Regions from separate parts of the Homo sapiens genome. Here region 2 is linked to region 1. A link is a loop called in an ENCODE intact Hi-C map of the cell type or tissue named here. Cell type or tissue: ascending aorta. All regions are shown on one strand. Links, peaks and the distances in the headings refer to the core of each region. The heading gives the core; the rest is flanking DNA.

What was found. Peaks named below come from ENCODE experiments on the same cell type or tissue, not always from the same donor. Only the 100,000 strongest peaks of a DNase experiment are listed, where the experiment ranks them.
Region 2: it touches region 1 in a loop (4-fold over the local background); 9 of 110 quality-filtered maps call a loop at or near these places.

The regions. Positions count from the first base shown.
Region 1 is chr18:21,828,848-21,843,919 of GRCh38, forward strand. MIB1 (MIB E3 ubiquitin protein ligase 1) reads left to right here. Exons shown (of 21, transcript NM_020774.4): 13 at 9,518-9,650; 14 at 14,284-14,370. It overlaps MIR133A1HG (MIR133A1 host gene), which reads right to left and starts at 2,559. Exons shown (of 3, transcript NR_110369.1): 1 at 2,475-2,559; 2 at 1,773-1,947; 3 at 1-605. It overlaps MIR1-2 (microRNA 1-2), which reads right to left and starts at 241; the gene lies at 157-241. In ascending aorta, for the core only: no CTCF peak of the experiment used is centred there; a DNase peak (open chromatin) is centred at 2,754; H3K4me3 peaks cover 2,827 bases; H3K27ac peaks cover 3,898 bases.
Region 2 is chr18:21,605,119-21,621,874 of GRCh38, forward strand. It overlaps SNRPD1 (small nuclear ribonucleoprotein D1 polypeptide), which reads left to right and starts at 7,196. Exons shown (of 4, transcript NM_006938.4): 1 at 7,196-7,325. The coding sequence starts at 7,312. RefSeq lists a silencer at 6,945-6,994 and an enhancer at 7,255-7,344. In ascending aorta, for the core only: a CTCF peak has its summit at 7,103 (motif pointing right); a DNase peak (open chromatin) is centred at 7,153; H3K4me3 peaks cover 2,424 bases; H3K27ac peaks cover 1,376 bases.

The DNA of each region.
Region 1 (15,072 bases), core at 377-5,376:
CTATCTATCAGTAGTAGATAACCTTTTTTTTTTGGTGTTAGTATTGCCAAAGGTCATCTGTTCATGACTAGGTTAATTTACCATATGACGGTCATTCACGTAGAAAGAAGCAAGAGCTTCTTTTAGCTCAGTTTAATTCTCCCTTGGTGGTTTATTGCCTACCAAAAATACATACTTCTTTACATTCCATAGCATTGTATGTTCATATGGGTACATAAAGAAGTATGTACTCTGAGTAGGTATTACTAAGTTGTTAGCTGTAAAAACATGAAATATTTTATTTTCTTATTTGTTAGTGAAACATTCAGCTTACTAATGTAGAGCAATGGTAAATCATTTGCAGAGACTAATTTATCGAAGACTAAATTTTGTAACAAGTTTACCTGAAGCATGGCATTAATGGTTCCATATTCTTGGTGGACATAGACATTCCTAAGCATTTGACCAGTTATCTGTTGAACTTTGTCCTGGTTTGATTCTTTTTGCAAGAGATTCAAAGAATCAGTGTAGTGTTACAGAGTGTATTTCGGAAACTTAAGATCAGCCTAGTGTTTCTTCAGTCTTCAGAGTGAATTTCTTCTTTTTTTGTAGTCTGCTTCTAGATCCTACAGGTAGATAGTAATTAATTAAATTCAATTTTTTTTTTACAAACTAGATATCTTACTCAAAACCTAACAAATTAACCAATAAGTATTTCTGATATTGACTCTAGAAGTTGAAACAACAAGGAGAAAAACCAGGATGAGTGTGGGTGAATTGAACTTTTTTAAAGATTATGAATTTTTGTTAGTGTTTTATAAGGTCACAGATAAGAACTCGTGATCATTTGAAAATTTGTCATTCTTTTTTCTTTATTAGTTCCTTACCTGAAGTTTGCACTTTGATGCTTCTCTTTGGGTTAAATACAAATATGAGTTGAATACAAATTCAAATAGATGTAGAAATATCTAATTTTGGTGAGTTTAAGTTGTTTTGATTCTTTAATCTTTTTAGTATAAAGGATAACTGTCAGAATCGTCAACTTTTAGAAAGTATCACTTCAAAGAACTGAAAGGTTTTAGTCTGTGAGCACCTGGGTTTTATTTACCTTGATAGTTTAGAATGAAAAGAAATTATAGTTGGTAAGTAGCCTTCAGTTATTGTGGTATTAGAAGGTTAATTTAAAACCTCAAGAAATTTTCAGATTTGTCAAAGGAGGAAAAAAAAGGGCAGGGATAGTAGAATTTCTGCAGCTTGTGATAAAAAGCTAGTGCAGCTTATAGAGAGCAAATCAGAATGTAGCAGTAGATAGCCCAGCACTACAGCAGTTTCAGCAATGCAGCATTAGAATTACACCATGCACGTTCTGATTTATTTTTGTGGCCAATTATTAGTAAGCATTAAAAAGTATTTTATGATCTGCCAAGTTTCTTGGTTGACTAAACCTTGAAATAGAAGCTAATAGTTTTAGAAAATAAGTATACTTTGGAAGCAGGATGTGACTTACTAGAGATGCAAAATCATCACTTAATCTGAAACAATAATGACTAAATCTTTAATAATGTAAATGACAATAATGTATTTGTACATTTTTAAGATAAAAAGTTACTGCCATAGTATCTGAACAATATTCCTTTTTACACTACATTAGCTCTTAACTTGAATTGTGAAATTAGGCTATGGTTAGATAGAATTTAATTTAACAATGAGAACATATATTGAGTCAATAATAGGTAAGCATGCAGAAAGTCATAAGCATCCTTAAAAGTACAGGCCTTATGGTGCTCTGTTACCTGTAAGCTTAGTGTCATGCAGCATTTGCAGCAGGAAGAAAGGTAGTAACCTAGAGAATCACATCAACAGCAGCCATCTCATCTTGATTGTTCGTTCACTCTATTTGCTGATTCAGCATTTCTTTTCATGAGCCCGGTGAAGGAAGGGGATGTATCAGTGAACACAGAACCTCACCTTTTAAGATAAATTTGAAAAACAAACGAGCAAACAAAAAACAAGCTTACTTTTCCCTCTCCTCCCCTCTTCCCTTTACCAAAAACAAAAACAAAAACAAAAACCACCAACAAAAACAACTCTAAAATTGAATCAGTGTTGGCCATTTGATTTGGAATGTCATATAACAGTCTTGCACAGTTATATAGGGAAAGTTAAGCAATCAAAAAAGGTTGCTACAAAGGCCAAGAAAATGAACCTAGCTTGTCAGATGAAATGCTTCAGAAGAGGGGAAAAAGTTGCAGAAGTTAATTTTATAGTCTAAAAAAGACAAAAAAAAAAAAAAACAAAAACAGAACCCAAAACACACCTTACTCCCCCCAAATAACTGTAAACATTCACCCTGTTTTTCTTTGCCCTCCAGAATACATTGGGTTCTTCTGACTTCTTAGGAAATAGTCTGCATCTTTCTTGCTTTTAGATTTTTTTTTTTTTTTTTTTTGGTTTTTAGTTTCCAGGATTAAATAGTAGAGCTGTAGTGAAGCTACCTTGTCACATCCAGAGGTCAAGTCTGCAAGCGAGGTCAGGACTTCCACATGGTCACTACGAGGCTAACTTATATTCTTCCTCAGTGACCACTGGCTAAACTGTTACAGCTTTATAGGCAGCTAAGCATTTGAAACATGCACTCCCAGGCAAACAGGCTCTCTTGTGCCTCTCTCTTCCCTGACCATATTTAGTCAACCATAGCAAAAAATAGCCTCTCAGCTGTCGATTGTCGATCCAAAAGCTGAGGAAGCCTCAATCTTGCTTTCTGCCTATTGATTGTTCATCCTGCGGTCCAAACACTGCTTAGCCATTTGTCCTGCCCCCCACTTTTTTTTTTTTGAGGGGGGGTAAGCACTGCCAAATAAAGCGGTCTCTCATGTTTCCACTTACATTTCCCAGATTTTCACTGAGCTTGCGCTGAGACTAGGAAAGCCTGATGCACTGTCACTATACTTAGAAGCACTGCAGAGAAAAAAGGAAAGAGGAAAAAAATTACCATGGCTAGTAGCAAGACAATCTTTAGACAGTTATGGAACAAGTGAAGTCCCTCTGCTGCCAAAATACATTTTATAACCTGATTTTTTGATTGATAAAAAATGTTATGGATGGTGATATGTTACATATCTAAAGGCCTGAAAGGATTTTGTAGGGTTATCTTTAGAGCTAGTTGTTGCCATATACATGCTTTTAAAGTTTATTGAATGGAAAATGTATAGAAATGGTAGGTAAGACCTGTATATTGGTGGTGGAGAGACATCATCAAGGGAGAAGAAAGTAGTATGTAAATGAAATCTTAGAAGTGCTACTTAAAACAATTCACTGTCAATTTCAGTTAATTTTTTTTATAATGCTTTGGTAAAAAACAGGGTCCAGTATGCTTTTGAGTAATTATACAAGTATTCAGATGCATTTTATTATGAATTCTACTTTATATTCAAATGTGTAGTGTTTTTGCTGTCCCTTCTACATTGTCATGTTTCTCTAATTTTCTGAAGTGACTTTTAGGCATGATCATTGCACACTTTACACAGATTGAAATAGTCATTAACCTGTCTATAACTCTATTACATAGTATGTGACTCAGAGGTAAAAATACTTTTGTTTTAAATTTTAATAGCATATTCACAATAGATTTTGATACTGAAATTTTTTTAATCAAAGAGAAAAAATATTAAAACATGAAGTCCAGTAAACCTGTGGAGATATAGTTTAAGATCTCACATAAAAATGCAGAAGAGAAACCAGCTATACCTTGTTTTTTAATCCAAATATGTCCTCTTAAGAAACAAGAAAAACTATTACGAGTTTTCTGAGCTTACTCACCTACGGAAGTTTGTCCTTCACATTCTTGTTGTCTTTAGCATTTAATATCATAGCAGTTTAATTATTTTGAATGTCTGTTTTAAAACAGTGGCATAAGGAATACTTCTTTAGATATTGGGCAATTTTAAACAGCTTTCCTAGATATTGAAATAATTTTACTCATATTATGAGAAGATGACATGTCTCAGAGTATAAAGTAGGTTAATTTTCAGTTTTCTCAAGTACCCCATTTTGTTAATGATTTTGTAGCAGTGAAAGTACTTATTTTTTAAGCAAACACTTACATAATGTGTTATGTGCCAGGTTCTCTTTCTAAGCCCTTTATAAATATTAACTCATTTAATTTTCATAACAACCCTATAAAGTAGGATTTGTGATTCTTCTCACATTTTACAGATGAGGAAACTGAGGCACAGAAGTTAAGTAATCTGCTGAAGTCACTAGCCATTGTGGCTAGAGCCAGAATTTGAACTCAGATAATTTGGTTTCAGACTGGGAGCTCTTCACCACTATGCCACATTGCTCCTCAGATTTGTGATAATGAAATGAGTTAGGAAATTATTCCTCTTGGGAACAAAACCATGCATCAAATATATATTGCCAATATCTTTGCCTCAGTATATTCAGAAAGATGATTATTTGATTATTTGTTTATTCATTTCTTCCATTCAACAAAACTTTGAGTTCCCTATACTAGGTATACAAAGTATACCTTTTTGATCAAAATGTGTTCAGTTTTATAGTAACCTGCTTTTAGCATGCCCAAAAGAACTACTGGCAGTTGATCAGTTTTCTTAATAAATTCCTTTTTGAATTCTTGACTAATCTACATTACCGATTTGAGGGATTGTTTATTAATTTACCAAGCATTTATTGAACACCTAATATGTGCTACAGTGCTATTCTAATGTTGTTTTGCCTTAAGTAGTACTAACATGTAAGGCCTCCACAGTTTAGCTAGTAGGGTTTGGGAAAATGTTGCCTGCCTCTGAAGAAAGATTGCAAAGCATGGCAGGCCCTAAAAATTGACCCAGTGCCACTTGAATACTGCATACCAGTGTAGACAGCTGCTTGTCCCCTCTGCTTCTTTATAACTCATTTGTTCATCATTCAGCAAACGTTTGAATACTATCATGTGCCAGGGATTATGGTAGGCACTGCTATTAGTTGTTCTGGAACTTAATGCTTCTTTGGCACTATTCACAAATGCCTGCTTAACTGGTAGTAAGATCTTATCTTTAAAACATCCATGTCCTTAACCTCTTGGAAAACAACCAAATTGAGCATTAGGGAAAATATCTCTAAATCTCATATACTATGCTCCACAGGTGAGACAGTCTATTGGCTTAACAAAATTACTGAATTCTCGAGCTGGTAACACCTTTTTCCCAGTAACTCTACGGACCTCAGTGCTTGCAGCTTAACAGTCTCCTCTTAATTAACTAAAGTGCTGCAGGGAACAGCCTGCTGCTGTCCTTGTGGTTATAGTGTGTCTTCCTAAGATTGCCTGCCTCATGGAAAGAAAGGAGACAGGCTGCTCTGAACTACTGCTGTTGACGTGAGAGTGATGGGACCAGAAACTGTTTTGCTTAACTTTCCCTTAGCTTACCTTGCAGGCTGGGCCCAAAGATGACCTCTTTTCTTGAGGCCCTGTATTATTATTTTTTTTTGAGGGGGTTGGCAATTTTTGATTAAGATGAGAGGGCTGTAGGTCTCTGTTCAAATAATTTATGTAGCACCCTCAAGGAGGTGAACTATAACTTCCCGCTCCTTAAGTGTGGGCTGTACATAGTCACTTCCTTCCTAAGAGCATAGTTTAGAGATACGGAAATGTTTACATTGGAGAAACATGAAGAACACTACTTCAGCCAGATGATCAAGGTTAACTTCTAGAGTCATATGGCATGTTGATAGTATGTACCCTTGGTGTGATGTGATTAAATGACACTTTATCTCTGTGGCCTTCTTACTAAGAACCAATAGCACAGCGTAATCATGAGAAAAGCATCAGACAAATTCCAACTGAGGAATAGTCTACACAATATCCCATTAGTACTCTTCAAAACTGTCAGACTCATCAAAAACAAGGAAAGTCTGGGAAACTGTCACAACCAAAGGGAGCTAAGGAGAAAAGACAACTAAATGTAAAGGGGTATTCTGGAACAGAGAAAGAACATTGAATAAAACTAAGGAAATCTCAGGTGTGGACTTTGGTTAATAACAGCGCTTCAACATTGGTTTATTGAAACAAATGTACCATACTATGTAAAATGTTAGTAACAAGGATGGAGGAGTATATGGGAACTCTGTACTAGCTTTGCAATGTTCTATAAATCTAACATTGCTTTAAAATAGATATTTAAAAACAAAACCAAAAAGTTCACCACTCCTGGCTAGTTGACCCTTGCATTAGTTTTGATTTGGGGCTATCTGCAGTGTTTCTCCACAGCTTAGTAAATCAAGTTGATTTTGCTATAATTGATTTCAAGAAAATATTATGTTTAGTCTCATGTTCTTTTAAAAGTGTATTAAAGGCAGGGAAGTATATTTTAGAATTTTTTTTTTATCAAGACTAGTCTTATTTTTAAAAGATTTATTTAAAAAGAATATGTGAAAATTGTGAAATGGTCAGATTTGTGTGGGGTGGTATAGAGAATAGAGTGGAAAGGAGACTGGGGGCCATTGGGAAGAACAGTTGAGTTTTAAAAAGGAGAAACGGCAGGACAAATTGAATGTGGACATAAGAAGAGAGGAAAGAGTCTAGAATGATTCCCTGGTTTCTGAGTAGAATGGCTGATTAAATGGTAAGAAGGGTAATCAAGATCAAGAATATAGGAGGAGCCCGGGTGCGGTGGCTCACGCCTGTAATCCCAGCACTTTGGGAGGCCCAGGTGGGTGGATCACGAGGTCAGGAGTTCAAGACCGGCCTGGCCAAGATGGTGAAACCCTGTCTCTACTAAAAATACACATAAAAAATTAGCCGGGCCTGGTGGTGGGCACCTGTAATCCCAGCTACTCGGGAGGCTGAGGCAGAGAATTGCTTGAACCTGGGAGGTGGAGGTTGCAGTGAGCCGAGATTGAGCTACTGCACTCCAGCCTGGGCAACACAGCAAGACTCCATCTCAAGAAAAAAAAAAAAATATATATATATATATCCACACACACACACACACACACACACACACACACACACAAACACACACGAGGAGTATTGGGAAAGAGGAGGGGGCAAAGAGGTATTTGTACTATGTTTGAGTATACATCTATAATCTTAGAGTTGTCATAATACTATTATATTGAAGAGTTTCAAAAACGTTTTTAGATTGGGCATGGTGGGTCATGCTTGTAATCCCAGCACTTTGGGAGGCTAAGGCAGGTGGATGGCTTAAGCTCAGGAGTTCAAGACCAGCCTGGGCTGTTACATGGTGAAACCCCGCCTCTACAAAAAATACAAAAAAATTAGCTGGGCTTGGTGGCATGTACCCATACTCCCAGCTACTCGGGAGGCTAAGGCAGGAGGATCATTTGAGCCTGGGAGGTTGAAACTGCAGTGAACTCTGATCGTGCCACTAACTGCACGCTAGCCTGGGCAACAGAGAGAAACTTTGTCTCAGAAAAAAACAAAAGGTTTTTTTTTTTTTTTTTTGAGATGGAGTCTCGCTCAGTCGCCTGGGCTGGAGTGCAGTGGCTCGATCTCCACTCACTGCAAGCTCCACCTCCTGCGTTCACGCCATTCTCCTAAAAACAAAAAGTTTTTAATCAAGCTAATATATGTACATAGTTAAGTCAAATGTTACTACAAAACTTATAATGAAAGAGAAATGTCTTCTGCGTCATCCCTCCTTACCCCTTTTTTGTCCCGACCAACAACTTGGAACTTATCCTGTAATTTCTTAATTTATCAATTATAGGCATCTAGTGATTTCATGTTATGGAAAATGAAGATTTAAAACTAATACCCTCTGTTACTACCATTCCTTTCAACATGATTATATCACAATTTTTGTTTAAATTAATGACAAGTATTTACATTATTATTTTTACATTTTGTTTTTAATAAAACGTTTTTCCACTTTTCACATGATTTAATACTTGTATCTTTTAAATTTTCCAGAACTGTTTACCCCTGTAAATTTTGTTTCTCACATGCTCAAATGTGTAGGGTAAGAGATAATGTATGGCATTAACATCATGACTATCCAAACATCAGTAGTATAATGTCGTACCAATACTTTTTCCCATTGAGAATCTCAAAGTCTATACAATATCTAGTATTTTATTTTAATTTATGGAATGAGGAGGACTAAAATCCTTACTAGTGACTGAAAACAAAAGCAGAAAACCTTAGTCTTCTATGAAGCCCATGAATGGGATTTAGGAGTTTGTAGACTCACCCAAAATTGTATTAATAGGTAAAGATTTTGACATGCATTTCTCTGGAGGAGAGCCTATAGCTTTCCAAAGAAGCCTGTTATCCCCAAACAGTGATTGTTACTCAGTTACAGCCATGGAAGGGGCTCTGTAAGCTGTGATTCTCAGTATACTTTGGGTTCATAAACCTGTTTAAAAAGTCTAATAAAAGGCCGGGCGCAGTGGCTCACGCCTGTAATCCCAGCACTTTAGGAGGCCGAGGCGGGTGGATCACAAGGTCAGGAGATCTAGACCATCCTGGCTAACACGGTGAAACCCCATCTCTACTGAAAATACAAAAAATTAGCCGGGCATGGTGGCAGGCGCCTATAGTCCCAGCTACTCGGGAGGCTGAGGCAGGAGAATGACATGAACCCAGGAGGCAGAGCTTGCAGTGAGCTGAGATCGTGCCACTGCACTCCAGCCTGGTCGACAGAGCGAGACTCCGTCTCAGGAAAACAAACAGACAAACAAAAGTCTAATAAAAGTTTCCAAATGATTTAAGTGTAATTTTAGAGGTTCTTCAATCCTCCACAACCCATTCTCAGACTTCTTGAACTTAGTTCTGCTCTTCGGTGGTTGGAGTTTAAATCTTTAATTCTCTTTTGTATAACTTTCTCTTTTTTGCTTTGAAAATACTTTATTACTGATTTTTAAATTTTAAATATTAAATTATAATGGCCATTTTGTGTGTTTTGCTCCAGACTTGGTTTACCACTTCTAAATGACATATGTCAAGTTTTAACTTTGCAATTCATGATAACCAGCTACACAATAATCGTCAGCTAAGATGGTTCAGCATATATAGTGTATTAATTATCACAGTTTTTCCTACTTCTAAAAATTATTATCTGGCTGTTCTTCATTAACTCTTTCATTAATAAATACTGTTGATACTGAACCTGAGAGGTTCCCCAAAGCCAAAGTGGTGCCCTCATTAGGGTATATTTCTTTTCTCTTTGGTTTTTTCCTCTTAGGTTTCCTCCTTGTAGCACTTCCATTCTGTTTTGATTCTATTTCCCAGATAGTAATAGTGTGTCTACCTCTCAAAATATCAAAAAGCTAGCTGGGCATGGTGGCATGTACCTGTAGTCTCTGTCAAGGCCAGCCTGGGCAACATAGCAAGACCTCATCTCTTAAAAAAAAAATTAAATTAAAGCTGCACATTTGAGATTAGAAAAGTAGAATTTCTATTTGTCTCTAAGAGCATTTTTTTCTTTAAAGAGGAGTATCTTCATTTGATTGCAAACTTTTCTTTTGAGTATATCAAATTATGCAAATATAGAAATAATGTGAATTTAACTTTCAGTGCAATGCGTGTTTTACTATCTAAATTACCAAGACCATGGATTGTGGATGAGAAGAAAGATGATGGTTATACTGCCTTACATCTGGCTGCCCTTAATAATCACGTAGAAGTGGCTGAACTGTTGGTACATCAGGTAAGAAAAGAGTTAAATAATTCCCTCTTTTTTATTTTTTTTTAAACAATTTGGGACCATTGCCATTCATTTATTTATTGCTTTATAAATTGCCTATTAGTAGGTTCCAGTAAAACCTCATGATGATGAAAATTCAGATATAATGCATATTCTGTCTTCTGCCTAATACTTCTTAAATGCAGGATGGTGATGTGTGTTTGAGAGTGAGTCCCTCAATTCCCAGGATTTCCTCTGCACAGTCTTCCTGGATTGGTCCTGTGAAATGGGCATCAACTAACAGAGATTTCCCAGAATGGCTGCCACTGTTACGGAAGTATCATCAACCAGAGCACCAAGAACCATCTGTGTTGATACTTAAACAGTATGGCCAGTTGTCATCAGACTGCAGTTTGCAGCTAAGATCAGGGGATTTATTTCGTAACTACTGCTGACCCCTGGAATTTATGGCTCGATAGCAGTACAGACTCACCTTGGTCATTTCATTCATCTCAGAATAGGATGACACTACGTTTTTATGAGCCTGGATTTTGGGAGGAGCCTATTTTGTAGTTTTAGGATATTTTAGTAATTTCAGCAAATTTTTCATGTGCAAGCATAAACCATATAGATGCACTGAAGTTATCAAAGAATTATCTGTGATTCCTGACTTCAAGGAATTTATAGTCTAGTTAAGAAGATGAAACAGCAGAAAAATTTAGCAAATAATATATGTAATCAAATACCAAATTATAAGGTATACATTCCAAAAACTACAGAAATTTAAAGAAATATATCAAAAGTTAAGCCACCTCCCCCCCACTACTTTAAATCTTTGCTATTAAAATTACTGCTCTCTGTTAATTATGATAATTCCTTTTTATTCAAAAATCTAAGTGAACTTATGCCACTATCATGTTGCCTTGGTTATTGTTGCCTTATAGAAAGTCTTGAAATCAGGTAGATTAAATCCTCTTTCTTTGTCTTTCTCAGGATTACTCTAATGTTCTAGATCTTTTGCATTTGCATATAATTTTTTGTTTGCTTTTGAGACTGGGTCTCACTCTGTCACCCAGGCTGGAGTACAGTGGCACAATCATGGCTCACTGCAGCCTTGACCTCCCAGGCTCAAGCAGTCCTCCTGCCTCCCAAGTAGCTGGGACTGTAGGCATGTGCCACCATGCCTGGCTTTTATTTATTTATTTTTTCTGTAAGACAAGGTCTCACTATGTTGCCGAAGCTGGTTTCAAACTCCTGGGCTCAAGTGATCCTTTTGCCTCAGCCTCCCAAAGTGCCACCATGCCTTGTCCATATAAATTTTAGAATCAGCTTATTAGTTTCTATTAAAAAGTCTGTTGGGAGTTTGATTGCTCTTGCACATATTAGATTTGTTCTTCAGCAGCTTTTTGCGGATGTTATTATAAATTGTATTTTAGCTGGATGTGGTAGCACACCCCTGTAATGCCAGCTACTCAGGAGGCTGAAGCAGGAGGATTGCTTGAGCCCAGCAGTTTGAGTTACAGTGAGCTATGATTACACCACTGCATTCTGGCCTGGGCAACAGAGCGAGACCCAGTCAATCAATGAGTCACTCAATAGAATTGTTTTTACATTTCAATTTCCATTTGCATATTGCTAGTATATATAAATACAATTTTTGTATATTTTCCATATATCCTGTGACCTTGCTTAAACTTATTCTGGTATCTTCTCTACAGATTACTTAGTATTTTCTATATAGCAATCATACAAACTAAAAGAATAAAAAATGCAGAAGTAGAACCACACATATGTATAAACAGCAACTCAAATTAAGAAAAAAAAGAACCACACATATAGTCAATTACTTTTTTTATAGAAGTGCCAAAGTAATATGGGAAAGGATTGTTTCCCACAAATAGGGCTAAACCAAGTAGATATCCGTATACCAAAAACAAAAAAACCCAAACAAAAAAACCTTAACTTTACTTCACAACTTACGCAAAAATTAAATGAGTTATAGACCTGAATGTAAAAGCTTAAACCATAAAGCCAGCCAGGCCTGTTGACTCATGCCTGTAATCCCAGCACTTTAGGAGGCTGAGGCAGGAGAATAGCTCAAATCTAGGAGTTCGAGACCAGCCTGGGCAACATTGTGAGATCTCATCTCTACTGTATATATATATATATATATATATATATATATATATATATTTTTTTTTTTTTTTAATTAGCTGGGTGTGGTGGCATGTGCCTGTGTCCCAGGTACTTGGGAGGCTGAGATGGGAGGATCACTTGAGCCTGGGAGGTTGAGGCTTCAGAGAGCCATGATGGCGCCACTGCACTCCAGCCTGGGCAACAGAGCAAGACCTTGTCTTAAAAATAAAACAAAAAACAAACACAAAAAATTAGTATTAGTATATTATCTGACAATGAGGTGCACAAAGGTTTTTAGGAGACAGAAAGCCATAATCTTAAAAGAAAAATTAATAAATAACACTTCATCAAAAACTAAACTTCTGCTCATCAAAAGATACCATTAAGAAAACAAATAGGAAAGCCACAGTAGGGAGAACATATTTGACAAAGGACTGGAATCCAGAACTCTGAAAATTTAATAATAAAAGGACTGGCTGGGTGCGGTGGCTCATGCCTGTAATCCAAGCACTTTGGGAGGCTGAGACGGGTAGATCACTTGAGGTCAGGAGTTTGATACCAGCCTGGCCAACATCGTGAAACCCCTTCTCTACTAAAAATGCAAAAATTAGCCAGGCGTGGTGGCACGCACCTGTAGTCCCCAGCTACTCAGGAAGCTGAAGCAGGAGAATTGCTTGAACCCAGCAAGTAGAGGTTGCAGTGAGCCAGCATCATGCCACTGCATGCCAGCCTGGGTGAAGAGGGAGTGAGACACCATCTCCAAAATAAATGAATAAATAAAAGGACAAATAACTCTATAAAAATGGTCAAAAGATTTAAACATCCACTTTACTAAAGGAGATATACAGTTAGCAAATAGGCAAGTGAAAGCATTATTAGTGATTAACAAAATAGAAATTATAACCACAACCAGTTACTACAATTGCCCACTTAGAATGACTAAAATTAAAAGACCAATAAAACCAAGTATTGGTTAGGATGTGGAACAATTAGAATTTGTATACATTGCTGGTGTTTTTTTTTTAAAGCAGGCACTTTGAAAAACAAATTGGTGGTTTCTTACAAAGTTTGACATATATTTATCATGTGACTCAGCTATCCCACTTCTAGGTATGTACCCAAGAGAACATAGGACACCTTTCCAAGCAAATACTTGTACTAAATGTTTGTAGCAGCTATTATTAGCCCCATACTGGAAGCGAAGCCAAATGTTCAGGTAGTGCTGGGATAAACAAATTGTGCAAATTGTGGTGCACCTATGCAATGAATACTACTTAGTGAAATGTCAATGATGGAAAAGCTCAGGAAACTTAAAGAAAAATCCCCATTGTGCACATTTATGTGAGAAATAGACATGATAAAGAATTAAGCTGACACTCGGAAGGCTAAGGCAGGAGTATTCCTTAAGCCCAGGAGTTTGAGGCTGCAGTGAGCTATGTGCCACTGCACTCCAGCCTGGGTGACAGAGTGAGACCCTATCTCAAAAAAAAAAAAAAAAAAAAAAAAAAAGAAGAAAAGAAGCTGAGATCAGGTACCTTCTGACCACACTTCAAAGAAACATAATAAAAACAAATGAGAAATTCCCATCTTGAAGAATATGACATAACATTACCAAAGTTTCAGCTCTGCATACCCCGCCAGTATCAAGAGTTGTAACCAGAGGGCATGCATGGTTCTAAGACCTAAACGAAATGATCGGTTTATCTTTTGAATCTTTAGCTCTTTTCTTGATCTCATTTTAAAAAATTTTTAAATTATGCTAGACATTTGCTAGGCATTTTCATATGTTATTTTACTTAATCTTCACATTAGCCCTGTGAAATAGGTTTTAACTGTCACCATTTTGGAGCTGAGGAAGTAGATGATGGAGTTTTGACCTAGGTCCCCTGACTCCCAAGTGCACTTATTTTGCTCCTCAGTCTCTTTCTTCATTAGGGTTCAGCTGTTCTCATACGGTTCTTCAGCTGCCCTAGGTTCTTGGGTAGGATTTTCTGCTTACTTTAATGCATAATTTTATGTACGAATTAAGCATTACCTTCTCACCTAAAGCAAACTTTCTTTTCACAGAGTGAGGAAGAGCTCAAATATGCAGCAAGGGGAAGTGAACTTATTAGGTCATTAAAGTAAATCTAAATCCAGTATGAAGACTCATTATTATAACTTTTCAGGAAATATTTAGAGTTCTAAGGAGTTGATTATCTCCATTGCTTTATAGTGGAGATTGAAAGAGATCTGTCTTTGAACTCTACTGTGCTTTGTCCTTTTTAACTGTTCTTGGGTGGAATTACCATAATAAAAATGATTTTTAAAACTTGCTGTTTTACTTCAGAAAGTTTGTTGCCCCATCCATTTTTTTCTACTTTAACAGCAACTGTTACCATATGAGAATAACATTGCAGCAGCTGAAGGAGAAAGTAGCCAGCAGTGTTCGGTGTTATTTATTCCTTATGAGTAGTTATAGTTTTCATGTTCTTTACTGTTGTCAAATTTTAACCATTTAACATTTGTTCTTCTCGTTCAGGGTAATGCAAACCTGGATATCCAGAATGTGAACCAACAAACTGCCCTACACCTTGCTGTTGAACGACAGCATACCCAGATTGTTAGGGTAAAGTATTGACATACATTTTAGCTTATAATTACATTTTAACCATACAGATTTTTAGAACTTCCTGAAAATTGAAATGATACAGTGTTACATGTCTCAAGCTGGCATAGTTAGATATAAGTAAATCTAAATATCTAAATACAATGTGATCTGCCAAGACAGATGAGACCATATGCTTGAGATTGGCTTCTATATATAGATGGTACTTTTCTAAAGCTCTTCAGTAAGTATCGTAGAAGGGATTAGGAAAATTGTTAAAGCACCATAAGCAAAGTTTTAATAAACTTATATTTACTGCTTAAGTAATCTATTGAAATATGTCAACTGTGCATTTTTATTTAGGGGGTTGTAGTTTAGCAAACACTGTTCGTATTTATTGTTATTTGAAATTCCTCTTGATATCCTCCATGGCTTTCTTCATGACCATACATTTGGAGAAAATTGACCAAAAGAGAATGGAATCAATAATAACAGTTCCTTGTTTGTTTACATAATAGAAGAATTTTGAACATTATGATTTGGTCCTGGTGGAAGTGCTTAAAATATCTCAAGTCATACATCTAAAGTTGAAAAGAGAAATAAAGTCCTAAATATCCCTCCGTTATCATCATCTTAGAGTAGATGAATTAAGCAACATATTGATTCTCATATATTTTTATTTTCTCTAATTCAATATATTTAAATAACCAGAACACGTGACTC
Region 2 (16,756 bases), core at 5,002-10,001, 220 kb before region 1:
GGTGCTCAACATTATAGTTACATAAGTGGTGAAGGTCTTTTTCACACCCCCTACAGCAAGAATTAAAAGACCATGTTCTCCTGCTGAACTCAAAACCATGAATGTAATTTCCTGGACTTGTTTAAATTGCTTGTTTCCTTACTGACTCTAAATTGCAGTATATACTTTTCTGCCTTTGCTTATCAGTAGGATGTCTACTTCTGAAAACTAATAATGGAATAGTTGCATTGCTCCATGTATTATTTTCCCATTTCCTTGTTCCTTTTCTGTCTTGTGACCAATCTAAATGCCTGCAATAGATAAAGCCTCTGCCAAATCACAGAGGACAGGACAATCTCACTTTCAGATTAATCCTCCTGCTAGCAGGAAATTAAGGCATTATTTGTTGCCCCACTCTTGTTGACTTTATTTCAGGACTCTTTGATGGTTTTATGCTATGAGAAAGTAAAAATCCTAAAAAATTTTTGAGCTAGAAAATAAAAAGTACAGCAATTTAGGATAAATCAACTGACAATGACATTTCAATTTGCCATCTGGGAGACACATCACTACCATACAAATAATAATGCTGGCCCCACATACTTGAGAGGGGATGAGTAGGTGTTAGCCAGATTAAAGAACTGTATGTATGAAAGACTGGAGAGGAAGTAAGCTTGATGAATTGCAAGAACTCCATTTTTGTTTTTCTTTTTTTCTGAGATGGAGTCGCACTCTGTCACCCAGGCTGGAGTGCAGTGGTGCGATCTCGGCTCACTGGAACCTCCACCTCCTGGGTGCAAGTGATTCTCCTGCCTCAGCCTCCCAAGTAGCTGGGACTACAGGCACCCACGACCACACGCAGCTAATTTTTTGTATTTTTAGTAGAGACGGGGGTTCACCATGTTGTCCAGGCTGGTCTCAAACTCCTGACCTCCCATGATCTGTCTGCCTCAGCCTCCCAAAGTGCTGGGATTACAGGCGTGAGCCACCACGCCCAGCCCCAAATATTCTTATACTATTGAGGGGAAAGGGGATGGCTTAAGAAGTAGGCAGGCCCCTGTCAACCTAAAAGGAAGAGGCTGAAACACAAAATGTGATTTAAAGAGTTTACTTGAGCCAAAGTGAGGACAGCTGCCCGGAAGACTCAGACACAAGTAAATTTGAATACGAGCTCCTTTTGGCCTTTGTTACAAGCAGGTTTTTAAAGGCAAAAAACCTGGACAGGGAGTGAGCTGATAGAAAGTTGTTTTTCAAGAATTATCATTGGCTTACAGAAATAACATTGATTAGTGATTGACTATGCATTGTTAAGCTATAGAGTATGGGGTTTAGTGTCTGGTGTGGCATTAGTAGGTAATTTATAGCTACTTGTAATAATAGTGAACAGTTTTGTGTGTGTGTGTGTGTGACCGGGTCTGGCTTTGTCGCCCAGGCTGGAGTGCAGTAGCACCATCTCAGCTCATTGCAGCCTCCACCTGCCTCAGCCTCCCGAGTAGCTGGGACCACAGACGTGCACCACCATGCCCAGCTATTTTTTTTTTTTTTGTATTTTTAGTAGAAACTTGGGGTCTCAACATATTGCCCAGGCTGGTCTTGGACTTCTGAGCTCAAGGGAGGCTCCCATCTTGGCCTCCCAAAGTGCTGGAATTACAGGTGTGAGCCACCAGGCCCGGCCACAAACAGTTTCAATAGATGAATGAGACGTGTGTCTCATTTTAATGTTTCTCTGGGCTTGATAAAGTTAAAAAACTCTGATTCATCAAATACAAGTTATTTTCTTTTATCAGCCCAAAGTAGGAGGGGCCTTCAAGATAATAGAGAGGAGTACCCCATGCTCAGTACTGGGGATACTGCAGAGAACAATACATTCAAGTCTCCTTCCTCATGGAGCATGCATCCTAATAGAAGAGGCATTCAGTTATTATTTTTTTTTCTTTTTTTTTTTTTTTTTTCCAGATGGAGTCTCGCTCTGTTGCCCAGGCTGGAGTGCAGTGGCGCCATCTCGGCTCACTGCAAGCTCCGCCTCCGGGGTTCACACCATTCTCCTGCCTCAGCCTCCCGAGTAGCTGAGACTACAGGCGCACGCCCGGCTAATTTTTTTGTATTTTCAGTAGAGATGGGGTTTCACCATGTTAGCTAGTATGGTCTCGATCTCCTGACCTCGTGATCTGCCCGCCTCGGCCTCCCAAAGTGCTGGGATTACAGGCATGAGCCACCGCGCCCGGCCTATTATTTTTTTTTTTTTGAGACAGAGTCTCACCTTGTTGCCCAGGCTGGAGTGCAGTAGCACGATCTTGGCTCACTGCAACCTCTGCCTCCCAGGTTCAAGCCATTCTCCTGCCTCAGCCTCCTGAATAGCTGGAATTACAGACGCCCGCCACCACACTCGGCTAATTTTTGTATTTTTAGTAGAGACAGGGTTTCACCATGTTGGCCAGGCCTGTCTCGAACTCCTGACCTCAGGTGATCCGCCCACCTGGGCCTCCCTAAATGCTGGGATTACAGGTGTGAGCCACTACGCCCAGCCGAGGCATTTAGTTATTTCACAAATATTTATTGAGGACATATCAACAAAGCATTATTTTAGATGCTGGAGGTGCTGCAGTCAACAGAAAAGACATAATTCCCTGCTTTCAGTTTGCAATCTTGTATCTGACAATAAATAAGTAAATAATTAAATGCTAAGAAGGAAACAAATATGGTCCTCAAAAAACACTGTGCAATCACACTTTCTATGATGATGGAAATATTCATATATCTGCATTGTTCAAAAGGGTAGCCATAGACACATATGAGTATTTGAAATGTAGTTACTAGGCCAGGCATGGTGGCTCACGCCTGTAATCCCAGCACTTGAGGAGGCCGAGGAGGGTGGATCACAAGGTCAGGAGTTCAAGGCCAGCCTGGCCAAGGTGGTGAAACCCTGTCTCTACTAAAAATACAAAAATTAGCCGGATGAGGTGGCGGGCCCCTGTAATCCCAGCTACTTGGGAGACTGAGGCAGAGAATTGCTGGAACCCAGGAGGTGGAGGTTGCAGTGAGCTGAGATGGAGCCACCGCACTCCAGCCTGGGTGATGGAGCAAGACTCCATCTCGAAAAAAAAAAAAAGAAATGCAGTTACCAAAATTGAGGAGCTGAATTTTTTTTTTTTTTTTTTTTGAGATGGACCCTTGCTCATCGCCCAGGCTGGAGTGCAGAGGCGTGATCTCGGCTCCCTGCAAACTCCACCTCCCAAGTTTCAGCAATTCTTCTGCCTCAGCTTCCCGAATAGCTGAGACTACAGGCATGCACCACCATGCCCGGCTAATTTTTTTGTATTTTTAGTAGAGATGGGGTTTCACCATGGTGGCCAGGATTGTCTTGATCTCTTGACCTCATTCATGATCCACCTGCCTCGGCCTCCCAAAGTGCTGGGATTACAGGCATGAGCCACTACACCTGGCCTGAGGAGCTGAATTTTTAAATTTTATTTAATTTTTTTCATTTTTGAGATAGGGTCTTCCTGTGCTGCCCTGGCTGGCCTCAAACTCCTGGGCTCCAGTGATTCTCCTGCCTCAGCCTTCCAAGTAGCTGAGACTATAGGCATGCACTGCAGGGCTGGCTATTTAATTCTAAATAGCAACATTCAGGCAGTATTCATTATCTAGGGGCTCATTGATGTCATCACAGGTTTTAGTTTTTTATAAACTCTGTCCTTGGCTGGGCACAGTGGCTCCCTGTAATCCCAGCACTTTGGGAGGCTGAGGTGGGAGGATCAATTTATTCCCAGGAGCCTAAGGCTACAGTGAGCTAGGATCACACCACTGCACCCCAGCCTGGGCAACAGAGCAAGATCCTGTCTAAATGAACAAACAAACAAAGAAACAAACAACACTATGTCCTGAAATTGGTTCTTCTCCTGGTTGTAAGGAAGTTCCCAACAGCTCCAGGGGTTACTCCCTTTCCATTCACAACAAAAGAAAAGAACATTCCCTCTAAAGGTCCAATTGGATCAACTTAGATCCCAAACCTACTGTGAACAAGTAATGGAATGGAGTATTAAAAGGGTAGAGTCAGCTTTCTTAGGACCACAAGGATCACAAGAAGAATATTAGAAACATTTGGAAAGACAAGGGAATAGATGTTGAGAAGGCAACACACAAATATCCGTTTTAGCCTTGCTACTCAAATTGATGTGTATAGAGTAGGGGCAGCTTCATCAACTGAAGGCTTGTTAGAACTGCAGAATTTCAGGCCCCACAACGATTGAATCAGATTTTCATTTTAAAGTTTCCAGGCTGGGCGTGGTGGCTCAAGCCTGAAATCCCAGCACTTTGGGAGGCCAAGGTGGATGGATCATCTGAGGTCAGGAGTTCGAGACCAGCCGAGCTAACATGGTGAAACCCCATTTCTACTAAAAATACAAAAAATTAGCTGGGCGCAGTAGTGAGTGCCTGTAATCCCATCTACTCAGGAGACTTAGGCAGGAGAATCATTTGAACCCAGGAGGCAGAGGTTGCAGTGAGCTGAGATCGTGCCATTGCACTCCGGCTTGGGCAACAAGAGTGAAACTCCATCTCAAAAATAAATAAATAAATAAATAAATAAATATAAAGTTTTGGCCAGGCGTGGCAAGTCAGTCTCAAACAACAAAAAAAGGGCAATATTTATCAAAGTTTAATGTGTGTAGGACTCACCTGGGGAAACTTTATTTTTTTTAATTTTTATTATTATTATTATTTTTTGAGACGGAGTCTTGCTCTGTCGCCCAGGCTGGAGCGCAGTGGCACAATCTCCACTCACTGCAACCTCCGCCTCCCGGGTTCAAGCAATTCTTCTGCCTCAGCCTCCCGAGTAGCTGGGACTCAGCCTCCCAAGTAGCTGGGACTACAGGCATGCGCCACCACGCCCAGCTAATTTTTGTATTTTTAGTGGAGACGAGGTTTCACCATGTTGGCCAGGATGGTCTCGATCTCTTGACCTCATGATCTGCCCATCTCGGCCTCCCAAAGTGCTGAGATTACAGGCATGAGCCACCATGCCCAGCCGATAAGTATTGTCTTACAATATCTAAGAGTTCTGTTGATCAGCGATGAAGTCTAGGCTAGAGATACAAATCAAAGTCATGGTTTTGGAGGAGATTACCAGGTTAAAAGAAAAAGTATACATAAAAAGACTACAGCCACAAGCCGGGAAACACTGTGACATGTATTGGCTCCATAGGGAAGGAGGAACCAGCTAAGGAGATTTAGAAAGAGTAGTTAGAGGCTGGGCATGGAGGCTCTGGGCCTGTAAACCCAGTACTTTGGGAGGCCACGGCAGTGGAATCTCTTGAGCCCAGGAGTTGGATACTAGCCTGGGCAACATAGTAAGACCTCTTCTCTACGAAATAAAAAATAAAATATTAGCTGGGCATGGTGGCACGCACTTGTGGTCCCAGCTACTGAGAAGGCTGAGGCAGGAGGATAGCTTGAGCCCAGACGGTCAAGGCTGCAGTGAGCCCTGATTGTGCCATTGCACTCCTGCCTGGGCAACAGAGCGAGAAACCCTGTCTATAAACAAAACAAAACAAAGCAAGAGTAGTTAGTAGGATAAGGAAAAAGGCCAGGTGAGCTTGGCATCCTGAAACCCGAAAGAGGGAAGGGGAGTGTTTGTGTTAAATTTTGATGAAGCTCACATACTAAAGAGACAATAATGCCGGGCGCGGTGGCTCACGCCTATAATCCCAGCACTTTGGGAGGCCGAGGCGGGCGGATCACGAGGTCAGGAGATCGAAACCATCCTGGCTAACCCCGTCTCTACTAAAAATACAAAAAAATTAGCCGGGCGTGGTGGCTGGCGCCTGTAGTCCCAGCTACTTGGGAGGCCGAGGCAGGAGAATAGCGTGAACCCGGAAGGCGGAGCTTGCAGTGAGCCGAGATCGCGCCACTGCACTACAGCCTGGGCGACAGAGGGAGACTCTGTCTCAAAATACATACATACGTACGTACATACATACATACATAAAAAGACGATAATTAGCGGGCCATGGTGATGCGCGCCTGTAATCTCAGTTACTGGAGAGGCTGAGGCACGAGAATGGCTTGAAACCGGGAGGCAAGGGTTGCAGTGAGCTGAGATCGCGCTACTGCACTCCGGCCTGGGCGACAGAGTGAGACTCCATCTCAAAAAAATAAAAAATATATATATTTTGATGAGATGTTGAGAAAGATGAAGACTGAAAAGTTTGTCTTATAGATTGGAACTTAAAGTGAAAATAATCTGCTACATTGTGGATTTTATTTTTATTATTATTATTTTTTGAGACGGAGTCTCGCTCTGTTGCCAGGCTGGAGTGCAGTGGCACGATCTCAGCTCACTGCAACCTCCACCTCCTGGGTTCAAGCGATTCTCCTGCCTCAGCCTCCCGAATAGCTGGGACTACAGGCGCGCATCACCACGCCCCGCTAATTTTTGTATTTTTAGTAGAGGCGGGGTTTCACCATGTTGGCCAGAATGGTCTCGATCTCTTGACCTCGCTATCTGCCCGCCTCGGCCTCCCAAAGTGCTGGAATTACAGGCTTGAGCCACAGCGCCTGGCCCATTGTGTGATTTGCTTCAGGTACAGTAAGCAATGCTAGGTTCCTGGTGTTGGAACAGAATCAGCATAAGACTTTGGGCTTCTCTAAGACCTTCTTTCCGTTCAGTGAGGAATTTGTATTAGGTGCTGCACTCACAGTGCCCTGCTGTTCAGAAACGTGATGGTGACAGTACTTTTTTTTTTTTTTTTTTTTTTTGGGAGACGGAGTTTCGTTCTTGTTGCCCAGGCAGGAGTGTAGTGGTGCGATCTCCGCTCACTGCAGCCTCCGCCTCCCGGGTTCAAGCGATTCCCCTGCCTCAGCCTTCCGAGTAGCTGGGATTACATGCGCCCGCCACCACGCCCAGCTAATTTTTTGTCTTTTTAGTAGAGACGGGGGTTTCACCCTGTTGGCCAGGCTGGTCTTGAACTCCTGACCTCAGGTGATACCCCCGCTTCGGCCTCCCAAAATGCGACAGTCCTATTAATTGGATTTAATCTCTTCGAATCTCCCTCTCTTGTAGGACATTTTTCTCCAAGACCAGCCCTCGATACCCTCAGCCGTCGCAAGGCAACCTCCAGCCGCCAGGGGCCGCAGTCGCGCTCCTCGCGGCCGGAAGAGAGTGCGGCCCAGCGCAGCCTCGGCGTTTCCGCCATGCGCCTGCAGTGCTCCGCGCGCTCTTGACGTCCGGAGCCCCTGGAGTAGGCGCTTCCGGCCATTCATACTGCAGTCGGTCAGTGTTCGGTTGAAGGATTCTGTGTGCTGTCGGACCCAGAGGGTGACGGCGCCGCTAGGATGAAGCTCGTGAGGTGAGGGAGTGACCAAGCAGCTCTGGGGGCTGTGAAGGGAGGGCTTGGCCCGGAGTCCGGAAGGCTGGGCTCTCCCATTTGCAGGAGGCGGGAAAGCCGCGTGTGCGCGGCCTGCTAACGGCCGGCCTTACTGCGCCCGCAGCTCGTGCTCGGGCCTGGGCTTCCGCCTGGGTCGCTCGCGGATCCCGCGTGTCTTCCAAGAGATTGGTATAAAGGCCGAGCCTTTTCTTCCTGCCTAGTGACTTAGAGGCTTTAAAGATGCAGCGCCTCCTGGGACACATCTCCCTCTTACAGTTACTCATTTTCTTTTTGAGTGGAACTCCCCAGTCCTGCTTAACAGTACTTAGAAAGCTGTATGAGCTTATCTGGAAACAAACCTGTTTGCAAAATATTTTAAATCAGAGAAGGACTTCCGGCTTCACAAGTTTTTGTTTTTTTAAATAAAGATGGTGTCTCACTTTGTTGACCAGGCTGGTCTCGAACTCCTGGGCTCAAGCTTTCTGCCCGCCTCGCCCTTCCAAAGGGCTGAGATTACAGGTTTGAGCCACCGTGCCCGGCCGATTTTTAAGTTTACCTTTTTATCCTCCTTAGATTTGTGATTGATTATTCCACCTCTATTTCCCTTTAAGGTAGGCTTTTTATTTAGGAAAATCTCCCAATATAGGGCAGAAATTATCACAACGTAATTGTGGCTGATTACTCAGATAATATATAGTTCTCCTGTTTTATTTCTTAAGAAATAAATAGACCCTGTCAGTTAGGTGAGTCTTCTGAAAACTTGTTTGCTGATGTGAATAATTCTAAACTACCTGCAAGTAGATTTGGTTTTGGTGTTTTTCCTTGAGACTAAGCCTGGAACAGAGGCAGACGTTTCTAATAGCTAAGCCAGCAATTATAAATATTTAGCTTGTTTTTTTCCTGTTGAGTCAAGGATTGTCAATATCCGCTAAATAGTTATTGGGCACCTGTTACATACTAGGCGCTGGTAATAGGATTTTTTAAAAGGCAGAGTACCTGCCTTGTTGGAGTTTTCTGGTTAGTGGGGATGACAGACAAGTAGATAACGTCTGAAGTAACGTTTGTTTGAAACGTTTTAAATAACACATAAAAGCCTTCAACACTCAGGGAGGAGGCCAGGCGCAGTGGCTCACGTCTGTAATCCCAGCACTTTGGGAGGCCAAGGCGGGTGGATCACTAGGTCAGGAGTTCGAGACCAGCCTGACCAACATGGTGAAACCCCGTCTCTACGAAAATTACAAAAGTTAGTGGGGCGTGGTGGCGCGCGCCTTTAATCCCAGCTACTCAGGAGGCTGAGGCAGGAGAATCGCTTGAACCCAGGCGGCAGAGGTTGCAGTGAGCCGATATCGTGGCACTACGCTCCAGCCTGGGCGACAGAGCGAGACTCCATCTCAAAAAAAAAAAAAAAAAAAAAAAATTATATTCAGGGAGGAGTTGGTACAAAAGACATTTAAGGTTAATTTTTGGTATATTTTTATTTGAACTATAACTTTGGATAGGAAGTCATAGAATTTAAAGTGCATTTTTTAGGCTGGACGTGGTGGCTCACGCCTGTAATCCCAACACTTTGGGAGGCTGAGGCAGGCGGATCGCCTGAGGTCAGGAGTTCAGGACCTGCCTGGCCAACGTGGTGAAACCCATTCTTTCGAAAAAATACAAAAATTAGCCGGGCATGGTGGCGGGCGCCTGTAATCCCAGCTACTCAGGAGGCTGAGGTAAGAGGATCACTTGATCCTGGGAGGTTGCAGTGAGCTGAGATCGCACCACTGCACTCCAGCCTGGGCAACAGAGTGAGACTCGGTCTCAAAAAAAGAAAATTACATTTTTTGAAATTTCTCCATACCTGCCAATCTGAATCTTAATCCACTCATAGTTCAATTTTGTGTAATACACCTTGGATTCCATTTGTTCCCTTTAAAGATACTGCATGTTATGACAATTTTCCAGTAATTTTTAATACCTGTACTGAATCCTGTTTTGTGTCTTAGGTAAAATATAGAAACAAATTTTTTTTCTTACCAGAGAATGTATTTTTCCTCCAGAAAATGATTGTTTGACTAACTGGTTTGCATTTTCAGTAGATTTATTTCTGTATCTCAGTTGGCAGCATTGTCATCCTTATTCTCACTGTCACCCTAACCAAAAACCTGGGAGGTGAGCTTGACTTTTTCTCTCCTGATGTCCTTGACATTTGATACATTGCCAATTTTGCCAGTTTTACCTACTTCATAAAAGTGACCCACATTATCCTGTTTGGTTTTTGGGTTCAAATAGTGTGTTTTATACTGAGGGACACTGTGTTACTATTTGATATCCAAGTTTCACTAAGTGGAAAGAATTCAGACAGTGAAAGATTCATCTGAAAATAATTTGAATCCATTTGGTTCCTGGGCTCAGTTAGGGAGGGATAATTGTGTATTTGTCCTGCCCATAGTAGCCTTTCATTCCAGTCACCACCATTAAGTTCAGGCCCTTTTTATCCCACTCATGGATTTTTGTTTTCCTTCTTTAAGGTAAATATCTTATACAATGAAATGCAGTGTATATTTCCTGCTATTGAAAAATGTAAACACTTTTGTAACCTAAACCCATATCAACAGAAGTAACATTACCAAAACCTCAGACAGTTTCCTCAAGCCTTTCCCAGGCAACCTCTGGCTCCATACCCCTAGATGCAACCAGTTTCTTCCACCAGAAATGAATTTTGCCTGCGCTAGAATTTCATATATTTGGAATCACAAAGTATTTTTGCGTAAAACTTCTTTTAGTTACATGTTTTTGAGATTCATCCACATTGTGAAGTGTATCAGTAATGTGTTCATTTTTATTACTGGATATTAGTGCATTGTGTGTTTGGAAGTTCTGTATTTTAGGCCGGGCGCAGTGGCTCACGTCTGTAATCCCAGCACTTTGGGAGGCCGAGGCGGGTAGATCACCTGAGGTCAGGAGTTTGAAACCAGCCTGACCAACATGGTGAAACCCCATCTCTACTAAAAATACCAAAAAAGTAGCTGGGCATGGTGGCAGGTGCCTGTAATCCCAGCTACAAGGGAGGCTGAGGCAGGAGAATCCCTTGAACCCAGGAGGTGGAGATTGCAGTGAGCTGAGATCACGCCATTGCACTCCAGCTTGGGCAACAGAGCGAGACTCCGTCTCAAAAAAAAAGAAAAAAGAAAAAAAAAGCTCCGTATTTTAAAAAATTACAAGAAAATAAAATAAAAAGTTATGTATTTTGTTTACAACTACGTTGAATATTCTTCAGGTTTTTGGAGGGAAACAAATTTTCGTGGGTAAATACTCGAGTGGAGTTGATGGACTGTAACATAGTTATGTGTTTAGCTTTTTAAGAAATTTCCAGACCATTTTCCAAAGTGGTTGTACCATTTTACACTTCCATTAACAATATATTAGAATAACAATTGGTCCACATCCTCACCAGTATGTGGTGTTGTTTGCTCAGTCTTTAATTTTAGCCATTTTAGTGGGTATGTAGTGGTATCTCCTTAGGGTTTAGTCGGTTTTTTGCTTATTTGTTTGTTTTTGAGGCGGAGTCTCACTCTGTCACCCAGGCTGGAGTGCAGTGGCATGATCTTGGTTCACTGCAAGCTCCGCCTCCTGGGTTCACGCCATTCTCCTGCCTCAGCCTCCCGAGTAGCTGGGACTACAGGCGCCTGCCACCACGCCCGGCTAATTTTTTGTATTTTTAGTAGAGACGGGATTTCACCGTGTTAGCCAGGATGTTCTCAATCTCCTGACCTCGTGATCCGCCCGCCTTGGCCTCCCAAAGTGCTGGGATTACTGGCGTGAGCCACTGCGCCCAGCCCAGAGTTGTAGAAATTAGATCTGTGTCCTGGATACCAGTTCTTTGTCAGATGTGTTTTCTCTCAGTGTGTGGTTTACATGTTCATTTCCTTAATAGTGTCTCTCTTCTTGTAGCTCAGGCTGGAGTACAATTGTGCGATCTCAGCTCACTGCAACCTCTGCCTTCCAGGTTCAAGCGATTCTCCTACCTCAGCCTCCCAAGTAGCTGGGATTACAGGCGCCTGCCACCACGCCTGGCTAATTTTTGTATTTTTAGTAGAGACAGGGTTTCACCATGTTGGTCAGGCTGGTCTCGAACTCCTGACCTTGTGATCCACCCGCCTTGGCCTCCCAAAGTACTGGGATTACAGGCGTGAGCCACCATGCCTGACTGATCGATTTTTATGTATCTGGAACTCTTTAAGTCTTTTTTTTTTTTTTTGAGATGGAGTCTTGCTCTGTTGCCAGACTGGAGTGCAGTGGCGCACTCTCGGCTCACTGCGACCTCCACCTCCCAGGTTCAAGTGATTCCCCTGCCTCAGCCTCCCGAGTAGCTGGGACTACAGGCATGTGCCACTATGCCTGGCTTATTTTTTTTGTATTTTAGTAGAGATGGGATTTCACCACTTTGGCCAGGCTGGTCTCGATCTCCTGACCTTGTGATCTGCCTGCCTTGGCCTCCCAAAGTGCTGGGATTACAGGCGTGAGCCACTGTGCCCAGCCTATATCTGGAACTCTTGGGCTCAAGTGACTATCATCCATCTTGGATTACTTTTGGAAAATGGTGTTAGTGGTCCAGGTTCGTTTTTTTTCTGTATGGATTTCCAGTTATTCCAGCATCATTTGTTGAAAACACTTTCCTTTGCCTGTTACACGTCTTTGGCACCTTTGTAAAAAATCAACCATATAAGGCCAGGCTTGGTGGCTCATGCCTGTAATCCCAGCACTTTTCGGAATCCAAGGCAGGCAGATCACCTGAGGTCAGGAGTTCGAGACCAGCCTGACCAACATGGTGAAACCCCGGCTCTACTAAAACAAAAAGAAATACAAAAATTAGCTGGTTGTGGTGGCGAGTGCCTGTAATCCCAGCTAAATCAACCATGTAAATGTGGGACCAGAAATAGATCTGTTTGCTTGTATTGTTTCATTGATCTATTTGTTGTTCCTTATGTCTCGATTACTGTAGTTTTAACTTGTATATGTACTGCTCTAGTCACATAATTTGTCTTCCTAGAGATTATACTTTGGTCTCTTGTCTTTCTAAAATCTGTTTCTGAACATTGGCCCTAGGTTCTCTTTTAAATGTGAATATGAGCCTGGTACTCCACTTCATTGATGAAAATCCTTCAGTAGCTCTCCTAGAGGAATTCTTTAACAGAGCTTAGGCTTTCCATGAAAGGAACCTGCCTAACTCCTCTCTACTCATAGGACCTAAAATATTGAACTTAACATTTCATCGGCCAGGCGTGGTGGTTCATGCTTGTCATCGTAGCACTTTGTGAGGCCGAGGCAGGCAGATCACTTGGGCCAACATGGTAAAACCCCGTCTCTACTAAAAATACAAAAATTAGCTGGGTGTGGTGGCATGCGCCTGTAGTCTCAGCTACTTGGGAGGCTGAGGCACAAGAATCTCTTGAACCCGGGAGACGGAGGTTGCAATGAGCTCAGATTGAGATTGCGCTATTGCACTCCAGCCTGGGCAACAGAACAAGACTCCATCTTTGTATCTATAATTACTCTGTGTCTTATGCTGTATTTTTTCTTTTGTTTCTTCTTGCTGCATATTTCCAACTTTTCAGGCTTCTTACTAGGAGTCCCCTAATACCTGACTCCCCTCTCCACATGCTACAATATATTCTTAGTAAAAAACCTGTGTGTAGCTGGGTGCAGTGGCTCACGCTTGTAATCCCAGCACTTTGGGAGGCCAAGGCAGGCTGATTGCTTGAGCTCAGGAGTTTAAGACTAGTCTAGGCAACATGGCAAAACCACATCTCTACAAAAAATTTAAAAATTTAAAAAATATTAGCCGGGCATGGTGGCATAGTCTCAGAAAAAACCTAAACTAAAAACCTCTGTTTAAAAAAAAACACAAAAAAAACCTCTGTATATCTTTATTGCTTTCTACAACTTAGTTATTTTTACGTATCTTTTATGTATCTGAGCCACCGCGCCTGGCCACATAAGGTTTTTTTTTTCCTTTTATTTATCTTCTTTGCTTCCAAAAATGATTTGAAGAACTTTTATAGTAAAAGTTCTTACTAACTGGGATAGTAAATTCGTGTAAAAGATAAAAACAAAAACTTGATAATGGGAGGAAACCATTAGTTCAGAATTCTAGGCTTTTCTAGTTATAATTGATTGTTAAATTTGGAGCTGAATAACTCTCTGGTGAAATAAAGTGTTACCAATTCGTTGAGAAAAACGTTTTCTTGATGTCATATATAAAAAGAGATTCAACTCATGAGTCTTCTTAAAGTTTGAGGCTTGTTATATCCCAGACCAAGTAATTTCTTTTTTGTGATGGCTGTCTATACCACTAAAAAAAAAGAAATTAAAAAAAGGCATTTTAAGGTTGGTTTCCCTTTATTCATTAAAACATTTCAGCCAACATTATTCAGTGCCTATTACAGTCTAGGATTAGATATAGAGCTTACGATCCCTACCCTCAAGAATAGTCTAGTGCGGGAGGATAATAGGTTATCTTATGTGTACCATTTAGTGTGATGATAGGATCTGTTAATTCAAAGTATATATTATAGACTAAAAGTTTTTATATGAACTGTGTATTGTATGATAGTGTGGGGTTCATTTTCTTAGATGTGATTGTGAGATTATGGTTATATAGGAGAATGTCATTAGAAAATGCATGCTGAAGTGTCGTAATGCCTACAACTTACTTTGAGATGGTGTGATCAATTTTTTTTCGTTTGTTTTTTTGACAAAGTCTCACTCTATTGTCCAGGCTGGAGTTTAGTGGTGCAGTCTTGGCTCACTGCAACCTCTGCCTCCCAGGCTCAAGCAATTCTCCTGCCTCAGCCTCCCCAGTAGCTGGGATTACAGTCAAGTGCCACCAAGTCTGGCTAATTTTTTTGTATTTTTAGCAGAGACGGGGTTTCGCCATGTTGGCCAGGCTGGTCTCGAACTTCTGACCTCAGGTGATCCGCCTGCCTCGCCCTCCCAAAGTGCTGGGATTACAGGGATGAGCCACCACACCTGGCGAAGACTGTCTTTAAAAAAAAGGGCCAGGCCTGGTGGCTTACGCCTGTAATCCCAGCACTTTGGGAGGCCAAGGTGGGCAGATCACCTGAGGTCAGAAGTTCGAGACCAGCCCAACGGGTGAAACCCTGTCTCTACTAAAAATACAAAAATCAGCCAGGTGTGGTGGCAGGCGCCTGTAGTCCCAGCTACTTGGGAGGCTGAGGCAGGAGAATTGCTTGAACCCAAGAGGTGGAGGTTGCATTGAGCCAAGATCATGCCACTGCACTCCAGCCTGGGTGACAGAGCGAGACTCCGTCTCAAAAAAAAATAGAATTTTAAAAAAAGACGGAGTCTTGCTCTGCCACACAGGCTCCAGGGCAGTGACACAGTCATGGCTCATTGCAGCCTCAAAGTCCTGGGCTCTAGCGATCCTCCCACCTCAGACTCCGAGGAGCTGAGACTACAGGCATGAGCCAACAGGCCCAGCTAATTTTTTTATTTGTATTTTTTTCGAGATGGAGTCTTGCTCTGTCACCCAGGCTGCAGTGCAATGGCATGATCTTGGCTCACTGCAACCTCTGCCTCCCAGGTTCAAGCGATTCTGCTGCCTCAGCCTCCTGAGTAGCTGGGATTACAGACCTGCACCACCACACCTGGCTAATTTTTTGTATTTTTAGTAGAGATGGGATTTCACCATATTGGCCAAGCTGGTCTCCAACTCCTGACATTGTGACCCGCCCACCTTGGCCTCCCAAAGTGCTGGGGTTACAGGCATGAGCTACCGCACCCGGCCAACTAATTTTTTTTTTATTTTTATTTTTGTAGAGACAGGATCTTGCTTTGTTGACCAGGCAGGTCTCGAACTCCTGGCCTCAAGTGATCATCCCACCTTGGCCTCTCAAAGTGGTGAAATTACAGGCATGAGCCACTGCACTGGCAATTGACAATATTTGTAAACCCTTTAACTTTTCATCCTCTGCAAAATTTTATAAAAAGGGGAGAACGGAAATTTAGATGAAGTGAGAAGTGGATAGATTGTTCATTATATATTATCAAGGCAACTGGCTATTCAGTTGGGGAAAGTAATAAAGACAGATTTGTGCCTTACACTGCATAAAAAAGATCAATTCCAAGTAGATTAGAACTCTAAAAGTAGAAGAAAATAAGACACTATTTTTTTACAATCTTGGCATAGAAAAAACCCTTTCTTAGGTAAATTATGTATCCCAGGAGGGTGAACAAATTCAAAACATAAAAGTGAAAAAAGTTTGTGTGACTAAAGAAACCATAAACAACAAACTTGAATGACTGGCAAACCAGTAGAAAATAAAAGAAAAACTCAACCTAATTGAGAATGTCAATAATGTGAACAGGTAATTCACGGAAGAAATAGTTTTCCCATGTTAATGAAAAGATATTCAGGCAGGGCGCGGTGGCTCATGCCTGTAATCCCAGCACTTTGGGAGGCCGAGGCGGGTGGATCACGAGGTCAGAAGATCAAGGCCATCGTGGTTAACATGGTGAAACCCCGTCTCTACTAAAAAAAAAATACAAAAAATTAGCCAGGTGTGGTGGCGAGCGCCTGTAATCCCAGCTACTCGGGAGGCTGAGGCAGGAGAATGGCGTGAACCTAGGAGGCGGAGGTTGCAGTGAGCCGAGATTGTGCCACTACACTCCAGCCTGGGTGACAGAGCGAGACTCTGTGTCAAAAAAAAAAGATAAGATATTCAATCTCACAGGTAATTAAGGAAAAGCAAATTTTTTCCCCATCAAATTGACAAAAATTTGAAAGACTTATAGCAACTTGTGTTGGTGAGGGTTTGCATAATTGGGTTTGTAATGGGAAAAAATTGAACCAAAGTAATGTCCGTCAACAGGCGGTAATAAATTTTGACATTTCCATATAGTGGAATACTTTCCAGTTCTTAGAATGTTATTTTGTTATTTTGGCTTTTTGTGAGATGGAGTCTTGCCCTGTCACTCAGGCTGGGGTACAGTGGAACAATCTCACCTCACTGCAAATGCTGCCTCCCGGGTTCAAGCGATTCTCATGCCCCAGCCTTCCAAGTAGCTGGGATTACAGGCGTGCGCCACCTTGCCTCGCTAATTTATTTTTATTTTTTTTTAATTTTTTTTGAGATGGAGTCTTGCTCTGTCCCCAGGTTGGAGTGCAGTGGTGCGATCTTGGCTGACTGCAATCTCTGCCTCCCAGGTTTAAGCGATTCTCCTGCCTCAGCCTTCTGAGTAGCTAGGATTACAGGCGTACGCCATCCTGCCCAGCTAATTTTTGTGTTTTTGTAGAGATGGAGTTTCACCATGTTGGCCAGGCTGGTCTTGAATTCCTGACCTCAGATGATCCGCCCTCCTCGGCCTCCCAAAGTGCTGGGATTATAAATAGGCATGAGCCATCACGC